Linked DNA regions of Homo sapiens: regions 1 and 3 are each linked to region 2. The links are chromatin contacts, found by Hi-C or POLR2A ChIA-PET in ENCODE. All regions are on one chromosome and are shown on one strand. Each heading gives the region's core, a stretch centred on a gene start or an enhancer-like site at or near the end of the contact. The rest is flanking DNA. Distances are from core to core; before and after follow the strand shown.

The links. A loop is a pair of places that touch in the nucleus more often than their neighbours do. ChIA-PET counts read pairs that join two places held with the same protein, here RNA polymerase II (POLR2A). Pooled maps may share reads with other maps.
Region 1: a loop to region 2 is called in a pooled map, with 5 times the contacts of the local background. The contact joins the promoter of HCG4 here to the promoter of POLR1H in region 2. A Hi-C loop is called at or near these places in 1 of 168 maps with a recorded cell type or tissue (CD8-positive, alpha-beta T cell) and 6 of 50 pooled maps. POLR2A ChIA-PET finds 5 or more read pairs at or near these places in 2 of 52 experiments (MCF 10A and OCI-LY7).
Region 3: a pooled map shows a loop between it and region 2 (2.8-fold over the local background). The contact joins the enhancer-like site here to the promoter of POLR1H in region 2. A Hi-C loop is called at or near these places in 8 of 50 pooled maps. POLR2A ChIA-PET finds 5 or more read pairs at or near these places in 3 of 52 experiments (CD8-positive, alpha-beta T cell, MCF 10A and activated naive CD8-positive, alpha-beta T cell).

Annotation. Positions count from the first base shown.
Region 1 is chr6:29,791,187-29,794,361 of GRCh38, forward strand. It overlaps HCG4 (HLA complex group 4), which reads right to left and starts at 1,887. Exons shown (of 1, transcript NR_002139.2): 1 at 1-1,887. It also overlaps the pseudogene HLA-V. RefSeq lists an enhancer at 1-234.
Region 2 is chr6:30,059,350-30,062,641 of GRCh38, forward strand. POLR1H (RNA polymerase I subunit H) reads left to right here and starts at 1,916. Exons shown (of 4, transcript NM_170783.4): 1 at 1,916-2,320; 2 at 2,568-2,668; 3 at 2,875-2,984. The coding sequence starts at 2,176. It also overlaps the pseudogene POLR1HASP and a transcript of PPP1R11 not described here. RefSeq lists enhancers at 943-1,809, 1,810-2,675.
Region 3 is chr6:29,707,591-29,710,776 of GRCh38, forward strand. It overlaps the pseudogene ZDHHC20P1. Among named protein-coding and RNA genes, the nearest start is that of HLA-F, 14 kb to the right of the region's middle. Within about 2 kb of position 1,286, at least 3 of the 41 ENCODE cell types and tissues checked have a DNase peak (open chromatin) inside an H3K27ac peak, as active enhancers do; they include CD8-positive, alpha-beta T cell, where a contact is called at or near this core.

The DNA.
Region 1 (3,175 bases), core at 637-3,136, 270 kb before region 2:
AAAATATACACAACACTTAGAAGTGGATACTTCCTAAAAACAGGCAGTGCATGAGCACTGGTGAGGGGCATTGTGACTGCATTGAGTGCTTGCCACTGTGAGATGAATAAAGTCCGTACTGGCTCCTGGTTACAACATATAGTAACACAGTGGCTACCTTGTATTAGGAGATGTCCTGGACTCACACAGAAACTCAGGGCTATGGAATGAAGGTAAATTTAAAATACTACAAGCGGGAGTCACAGATACATTGTCTGGGAAAGTGAAACTTAGGAGCTTTGTGATTCCTGTTGTAATGCTTTTAGACACATTTATATGTCAAGGGACCAAAGTCACATTTTTGGCCGATTAGATTCCTGATCATTAGGAGTTACCAAGATTCTGCTACCCACTGTAGTTAATAAACAAAAAGCAAACTGGTCTCTATTCTATCTCATGCACTCAGGCACAACTTTTCCAGATTTAAAAAACAAACAAACAACAACAACAAAAAACCCTGTCTCTACACCTCCATTCCCAGGGCAAGCTCACTCTCTGGCAACAAGCTCCCTGGGGTGATTTTTCTTCTAGAAGAGTCCACGGGGACAGGTAAGGAGTAGGAGGCAGGGAGTCCAGTTCTGGGACGGGGATTCCGTGATGCAAAGTGAAGAGAGAGGGACGGGGCCCATTCCGAGGGTTTCTCCCTGGTTTCTCAGACAGCTCCTGGGCCAAGACTCAGGGAAACATTGAGACAGAGCGCTTGGCACAGAAGTAGCGGGGTCAGGGCGAAGTCCCAGGGCCTCAGGCGTGGCTCTCAGGATCTCAGGCCCCAAAGGCGGTGTATGGATTGGGGAGGCCCAGCGCTGGGCATTCCCCATCTTTGCAGGGTTTCTCTTCTCCCTCTCCCAACCTGTGTCGGGTCCTTCTTCCTGGGTACTCACCGGGCTGCCCCAGTTCTCACTCCCATTGAGTGTCGGGTTTCTAGAGAAGCCAATCAATGTAGCCGCGGTCCCGGTTCTAAAGTTCCCACGCACCCACCGGGACTCCGATTCTTCCCAGTCGCCGAGGATGGTGTCATGGCGCCCCGAACCCTGCTTCTGCTGCTCTCGGGGGCCCTGGTCCTGACCCAGACCTGGGCAGGTGAGTGCGGGGTCGGGAGGGAAACGGCGTCTGTGGGGAGTAGCTAGGGGCCTGCCCGGCGGGGGCGCAGGAACCCGGTTGCGGTGCCGGGAGGAGGGTCGGGAGGGTCTCAGCCCCCTCCTTGCTCCCAGGCTTCCACTCCTTGAGGTATTTCCACACCACCATGTCCCGGCCCGGCCGCGCGGATCCCCGCTTCCTCTCCGTGGGCGACGTGGACGACACGCAGTGCGTGCGGCTCGACAGCGACGCCACGAGTCCCAGGATGGAGCCGCGGGCGCCGTGGATGGAGCAGGAGGGGCCGGAATATTGGGAAGAGGAGACAGGGACCGCCAAGGCCAAAGCACAGTTTTACCGAGTGAACCTGCGGACCCTGAGCGGCTACTACAACCAGAGTGAGGCCTGTGAGTGACACCGGCCGGGGGCGCAGGTCACTACCCCTCCACATCCCCCACGGACCGCCCGGGTCTCCCCGAGTCTCTGGGTCCGAGATCCACGCCGAGGCAGCGGGACCTGGAGACCCTTGACCCGGGAGAGGCCCAGGAGCCGTTACCCGGTTTCATTTTCAGCCAAAATCCCCGCAGGTTGGTCCTGGCGAGGGCGGGGCTCGGTGGGCGGGGCTGGCCGCGGGGGCGGGGCCAGGGTCTCACACCCATCTAGAGGATGTCTGTCTGCGACGTGGGGTCGGACGGGCGCCTACTCCGCGGGTATCACCAGCTTGCTTACGATGGCAAGGATTACATCGTCCTGAACGAGGACCTGTGCTCCTTGACAGCCGCAGACACGGCGGCTCAGATCACCCAGCTCAAGTGGGAGGCGGCCCGGGGGGCGGAGGTTCATCCTCACAGGGATAGGCACCTATTAGATGTGGTGTGGTTTTCCTCTCTACTCTTAGACCCTCAGCCAGTATCACTATTGGCATTCCTGAGCCACTGGCTCAGAATTTCAGTACATTATCTGCCCGCGGGACACACCTCAGAGGAAAGGGGATGAAGCGTGGTCCATGACCATGGCACCCCCTGGTCTTATCACCACCTGCACCTCCCAGGGGCTGCCAGCCACACAGAGTCATGGACAGGTCTCTACAGACACAACTTAGTGCCAGCTTGGATGAAACCCTCTGAGGAATGGGTGCCATCTTTCAGGATGTGGTGCATGTATTGAATCAAAGATGTCTCTATAGTGCTGTGTTTACAGAAGGAAGAATACGTGGGTCCAAAAACCAAGAAGTAGAAGCAGGTGTGGCTCCATATCTAAACCCTTATATTCACCTTCAGGGTGATTTTGCACTTCTCATCTCCAATATCTGGGCTCTGTAGGGGAGGAGGTCCTGGTTTCCCAAAGGGGGCACCCTGGCAAGGAGACATTTAAATGAGAGTCCATGGAAATATACATTATGGCTGCCCCCAGGGATGTTTGAATAGTATGTGTCCAGATACAAGCAGGTGAGAAGAGGAGGAGGCAGGGCTGCTATCACACAAGGAGGGCAGGAGATGTGTGTGTGGAAATAAGAGATCCACTTGGAGACCTTATGGTTCCCCTTGTCCTGTTGTAAGTGTGAGCAGAATCATCCAGCAACCCAGCCTGAGAGGGTTTCATATTCAAGAGCCCAGAACCCTCAGGAAGGAAGGATTGAGTGATACTCACAGGTAATGTCCCAAGGCTGTGCTCCTGTGCTCTGACATCCTCAGCAGGATTGGTGCAAAGCCCTGCTTCCCATGGGCTGTTCCCAGCCAGTGACTGGTCACAGCAGGCATTAAGGCAAGCCATTCCTGGGAGACACGGGACTCCTCTGATGGCTAACTGTAGCTGGAAGACTCCTCCACGGCCTTGCTCAACTCTCCTTAGATTGCCTGTGCTCTAGGATGCGTCAAACAAACTTTCTCTCCTTCTGTCCAGCACTTGGGGTCACACTTGCATCGTGGTCTGCCGCCTTTTCTCAGGGATTTCTGGCTCACTTCCCATATTCCCTTACGGGTGTGTCCCCTTATAAGATGTCGCAGACTTTAAGCTCATCTTGGCATCTGCTCCTTGAAGGACTTGGACTAAAAATTATTTC
Region 2 (3,292 bases), core at 666-3,165:
ATGATGCCTCTATATTGTTGGAAAGGATCTGATATCAAATATTTGGTCTCACTGACCTCTTAGGAACATTCTTATTTGTCTACGTAAGCTTATTTTGAGATTGTAAACGTATGATCATCTTACTTTTACTTCTCTGTACATGGCTTCTAGCACAATACTTAACATTAGAGTCTGTGATCCCAAGTTCTCAAAATTAATGATTTGCTGATTGCTGATGATCCTTGACACATAATATCTGAGCATCTTTTTTAAATATCTGCCATAACATTGTATCTATTTTTATTAAGCCATTTCCCAGTCTTCCTTGAAGTTTACAGATATGTTTCCTTTATATGCATGTTCTGGGCTCTCACATTTTGTACCTACTAGCACAGTTTTATTATATTCTAATTATTCATTCATGTTCCTTGAGGTCAGAGAACACAGATTTCAACTTTGCAGGCTCAGCCTCAGCTCAAAACCTGGCATAGTTGCTCAATAAATCTTTACTGATTAGACTGTGAGCTTTTGTTGGGAAAAGGATATGCCTTTTAATGCTTTGTTCCTTTACTGCAATTCACAGGGGATGTTGGCTGTTTTTCAAATTAAAAACAGAAAACTGAGGAGGGTAGAATTTCAAGTTCCATTTTCAAAGGAGACACACAGATAAGTGAGAATAAAAACTGTCTACGACAATCAGCTCAACAACACGTCTCCCTTTGTAAGACAGAATAACAAGCAATTTCACAGTTAAATGATAGGGCTTGTCACTCTTCAGCAGTTTGCTGAGTTTTAACCCTTTCACTATGGCGTTCTCTCCATTATTACAGAGAAAGGCAGATGGGAGCCTCTCCCAGCGAAAAGACTACAGCTTGTGTCCTTCATAGGAGAAAACAGTGATGGCTCCAGAACTTTTATATGAATGAACTTAGCACAGCTATCAGAGTGGATGGTGGTGGGAGGGCTAGCAGGAAACTAGTAAACAACTACAAGCTGCCCCTTCAGGGAAAGTTTCTACTTGGAATATAAGTTACAGATTAATGAAAATAGAAAGATTTCCCAAAGATACTTATTCTCATGTTTTATAAAAGATCAGGGAAATGTCAGCTGTCCACTTAACGGATGACATAATGAATTAAGAGTTCGATAGGCGGCAGGCACAACTAAAAGCCAAACTCGACCTAAGTCTTATGAAATCCTACTTAATGAGCTTTCTTGACTACTGCTAGCCTCACTTATCTGGCAGGAGTCGAAGGAGAGGAAGCCCCAAGCTCCTCTGTTCCACCACCTCCAAAGTCCTGAACCCCTTCTCAAGTGTACCACTTCATCCCTGCTTCCTTTCGTCCCGTGGGACTAAGCATTCCTCGGGCCTTCACTCTCACCACTTGCTGTCCCTCAAAAAGCCGACTCACCCCTTTCCAAGCGCAGTGAACCGTCCGCAAAGCACGAGGCCGGTTGCGAGCTGCAGAAAGCCCACGCTCGCCAGCGGGACCCAAGGAACGCTAGAACTATACGTCCCAGAACACTTAGCTTTGTTTTTAACTACGGTGCAGCCGCAAAAGGGAAATACCGGCTCAGGACCCAGGGGAGTTGTAGTTCTCTAATCCAAAGAAATCATTATTTGGCAACGTACGGTTTTCAGGGGGATATACCCCGCGACTGCGTTCCTGTAGGATGTGAGACAAAGAGAATAAATATCCCAGGATTGGGTGCTGGTGGGAAAATTTGCTGGAAGCGCAGCATTGGTTACCAATTTTGTGCTCAACCTCTCAGTACCAGGGTGAAAGTGGAGACGCAATCTCCCTTGGAAGACGTTAGTCTCCATCTCTAACGCTCCCGAGACACGGTTCGCAATTAATTATGACGTCACAGCCAATCGTCAACGCGAAAGCCTGACGCTCTAGCCGGCTCTATCTCGCTGCCCCGCCGCGGGCGCAGAGCTGGCGCTCTAGCCCACGGAGTTGGTTAACTCCTCTCACCGGCCCCTGGAAAGGGTTCCAAGTCCTTTAGTACCCGACGCTGTCTGGGAATTCCGGGCGTTTCGGCTCCTTGGTCGCAGAGGCAGGAGGCGTGCGTGGCAGGAGGGTTCGGGTTATATACTCCTAGGTCCTGGGACAGAATAGTTACGACCTCTGGGACAGGAACTCTTCTCTCTTTTGTTAATAAACTTCCAACTCCCTCCTCAGACCCGACCGCATGTCTGTCATGGACCTCGCCAATACTTGCTCCAGCTTTCAGTCGGACCTGGATTTCTGTTCAGATTGCGGCTCGGTCCTGCCTCTGCCCGGGGCTCAGGATACGGTCACCTGTATTCGCTGTGGCTTCAACATCAACGTTCGGGGTGAGAGGCTTGTACGCAGGGGTCCTGGCGGAGGGCGCAGGGTCGGAAGCTTGGGGAACTCAAGATCGGTTGGGTTGAGGAGGGGATCCTAGAGCAGGACATCAGGCGGTTGTACATTTGGTCTAGCGATGAAAACTGAGGGAAAGGATGTAGGGCCTCCTGGCCTAACCAGCCAGGGGAAAGGGGAGGTTTCCGGTGTCAGCTCTCTCTGGTTGTCTCCATAACCAGTTCTTACTTGCCTGTGCAGACTTTGAGGGGAAGGTTGTGAAGACTTCGGTTGTGTTCCACCAACTGGGGACAGCCATGCCTATGTCGGTGGAGGAAGGGCCTGAGTGCCAGGGACCTGTGGTAAGCTAATGAGATCAAGAACTGGCTCCATAAGGTGGGTAGGAAAGAAATGGAGGAGTGATTGCAAAGCTCTGGAGAGTTTTGTGCCCAATTCCAAGAGGGAAAAGAGATGTAAACCATCGACGTTTGAGAGGCGTGATCGCCTGATTCCTGTGGGAAGTAAGGGGATATGACCAGGCCTCCCTAACCCACCAGTTTCTTCCCAGGTTGACAGGCGCTGCCCTCGATGTGGTCATGAAGGAATGGCATACCACACCAGACAGATGCGTTCAGCCGATGAAGGGCAAACTGTCTTCTACACCTGTACCAACTGCAAGTGAGTATTCTTTCCCCTCCCTCTGCTCAGTCTGTTTGCTAACTAAACAAATCCAGTGATTTATTTTTTTGTACGAAATGGCCGTTTCCCTTGGTCCCATCCCTTATTTCTGTGCAGTTCTGGTAATAGGGAGATTTGTAGTTGTTTTTTATTTTTTTAAGTTACACTTTTTTAAACCTTTTTATAACCAGTGAAATAAACCTTTTAGGATTTTTTTTTTTTTTTTTTTTTTTTTTTGACAGGGTGTCGCTCTGTCACCTAGCCTGGAGTGCAGCGAGGCAATCTTGGCTCACTGCAACCTCCGCCTC
Region 3 (3,186 bases), core at 36-2,535, 350 kb before region 2:
CCCAACAAGAAAAGCACTTATTTTCTTTTCCTTATACAGTACAAGAAAGAGTAATTGGGATCTCATTCACTTTCAGCCACCATTTGCCCTAGATGTCCTTCACTCAAAACAAGTTTTTAGCTTGTGTTTTTGGAGTGGAAACTCACATGGCTACTAAGAAACAACTCTAAAAATGTAACTTAGACACTCAAAATTCCATGTGCCATGTTAACATGTAATGATGGTTCATATTACAGCATCTCACAATAGGTAAGCATTATTTCCAAAGTAAAATTAAGTCACATTTGTGGTTGCTAGTGAATGCGGCACAAATGGACCCTGAAGATTCAGGCATTGTTCTGCTCTGGAGTAGGACATCTGTGGCTCCAGCAAACTGTACAAAGGCTTTTTTTTTTTTTTAATGTATCTTCCGTGATACTTCAATTATTTCACCTTATTAATCATTTTCTTGCAAACAAAACTGAAAATATCAGTTCATAATGTGTTTCCATACACCTTGCCCTTATTCAAATGGTTATGAACAAGTGGTCTTCCATTTTCTATTGCCGCTGTAATTATTTGTTCCTGATCTGGCAACACCTTCTTCAGCTCCTTTCTCTGGCCACCGAGATTAACAGTCCAACAAGCGGTCTTTTGATTCACTAAGTGGCTTAATAGGACAACGTTGATTTGAGCCAATACTTCTGGCATGTTCATTTCAATTTGTAACTTTTTTCTGAATTCATCCCCACAAGGTGAGCTGGAAAACTGCAACCATAACCAAAGCTAGAAAATACTGGAAGTAGCCAATATTTCTCTTCATCACCAAAGACTGGTCTCTAATTTTTACTATTGTTCTATTTTTTCCAGCCAGCCAACAGTAGTAGCTGAAAAGCGAGAGCACACTGATGAAGAACACTGCGGGCACAAAGAAAAGGAAAAGTATGTGGAGCTTTGCTGTGTATCTCTTAGTTCATTCTACTCACTAGAACGTGGCGTTCTCAGGAATTGACGTCCTCCAGGCCCCCAGATGAGGGTAGTGAGCACCCTGAGAGCCAGCTGGACTCCCCTCTTGGTGTGTTACTGCACAGCCACAGCCTCTGGGTAGGGAGTTGTCCTGCACTTCTGGAATCATCTTTTTGGTCATGGTGGCTACTGCTGTACTGTCCTTCTGAGGTCAGTGAGATAGGGTGTTCACAGCCTCACTTGAAAGGAAACAAGAGACTTGTCAGGTTGATGGAGAGAACAAGCTGTTCGACAGTGCGCAAACCATATCCTGGGCTTGTGGTTAGAACATCCTGCAGCAAAGAGGTAGAAGAGCCAAGGGAGGCATCCCCACATCTGAGGAAGCCCAGAAACCCATGAATAGCGTCCTTGGGCTGACCTATGCTCATTACAATAGTAGCAAACACAACTCTGAGAGGGAAGTTAAGATGCTAATGAGACGTAAGATGTGTGTGCTGATATGTACAACCACAGTGCATGCACGTTCAAGAGACCACAGAACATGCTTAAAACAATACCCCTTCCCACCTATTCATGAATAATCATGTAAGACTCCCGTGAGGGGAGGGTACTGTCTCTCTTTTGAGCAGCTGCTCTGATCAGCTGTCAGAGTGTACTTTCACTTTGCAATAAATTCTCTTGCTGACTTTTACTTTGGACTTGCTCTCAAATTCTTTTGTGTGGCAAAGTCAAGAACCTGAACCGGCCCATTGGCTACATTTCCTTCCTTTTTTCTTTCTTTCTGTATCTTGTTGCTAGGGATAACTTTGCCCCTGCTGGCAGCATGCCCCTGAGGATGGCACCCTGTGGCTGGCGTCTTCCTTGGCTTGGCCTCGGGTCACTAAGCATAGCCCATGGTAGGAGGTTCTGAGAATGAGTGGCACTGCCTTGTGCAACGGTCCCCATGGGAGTGGCCCACAGGTGCTTGCATCTGTGGCATTTTCACAACTGTTTAAAAAGACTCAAGAATGTACTGTGGGAGGAGAGCAGGTCTGGAGACTCACCTGTGTCCCCCACCTGCTCATCTGCATGGCCGTGTGCCTGACATGGTCAGAAATGAGAAATGCTGCTGCCCCTTTGCAAAGCACTACTTAGTTTTTCTCTTCTTGAAGGTGGTGGCACGATGCCCAGGTTGAGATGGACGCAGGAGTCAGCATCCTAAAGTAAAAGGAGAGACTTTAACAGAAATACCTGAGCTTTTCAATGAGAATGAACAGGGCCTTTTACCCTCTGGCAACTGTGTATTTCCCATTGACATGTTTCTTGTCCTCAGAATGGTTTTTCCTTTTTGCAGGTGGTTTATTGAAAAAGGAAAGGACAGAAAAGAAAAAGCAGGAGAAGGTGTATGGGAAGCTGGGACCCTGGCCCTGTGCAGGGGAGATACAAGGTGCTTCTGGGGAGGCTGCCGCCATCTGGGGCACTGGCACATGGGGCACGGCAGGGCTCGCCTTCCTGATGATGCCGCCTATCCCAGTTGCCCACCAGAAGTTGCAGTGCCCAGATTAGTTTTGTATTGATGGAAATTAAAAAAAAATTATATTACATAATTTTATGCTTTTTGAAAATAGCTAATAAACTTTTATGGCTAAGTTGTTAGTAATGGTAATCTCTCTAATCTGCTTAAAGACGGTCAAATCTGCAGGGTTCCCATCTCCACTGGACACCTGTGCTTCCTGTGGGGTCTATTTTCCAGTGGCTTTCCCTGTTGGTTGCCCCTGTGACTGCTGACATCCTGCCTTCTGGTGGAAACCACACTCTTCCTTGCCCAGTGAGGGTTGGAAAATTGGATGACTAAACTCGACGAAGATAGCAAATAACATTTGTTCTGCGTGGGTGCCATCATCACCTGCACTTGAAAGCAAGGCTGAGGTGCAGAAGACACAAAATGTGGCCATGTCCCTTGGCTGGCAAGTGGCCTAGGGGCAATGTGAGCCTGAGTGTATGACACTGTGACACAGGACAGGGTGCGTCACAGTGTTGCCCATTGTGACTGCAGGGCCAAAAGGAACCAGGGCTGAGAGGAACCTGGAGACATGCTGGGGTGGGGCCAAACGAGGGCTTGGAGAGAGCCTCCACCCACCCTCACAGGGCCTGGTGGAGACAGACCGAGGAGGGGCATCTGCCCCTCTCCCCTTGCAGAGTGGAATGATAGCTGATGACATCATTTTAAAAGTCACAGTACTACAGAGATGTTTGGACACT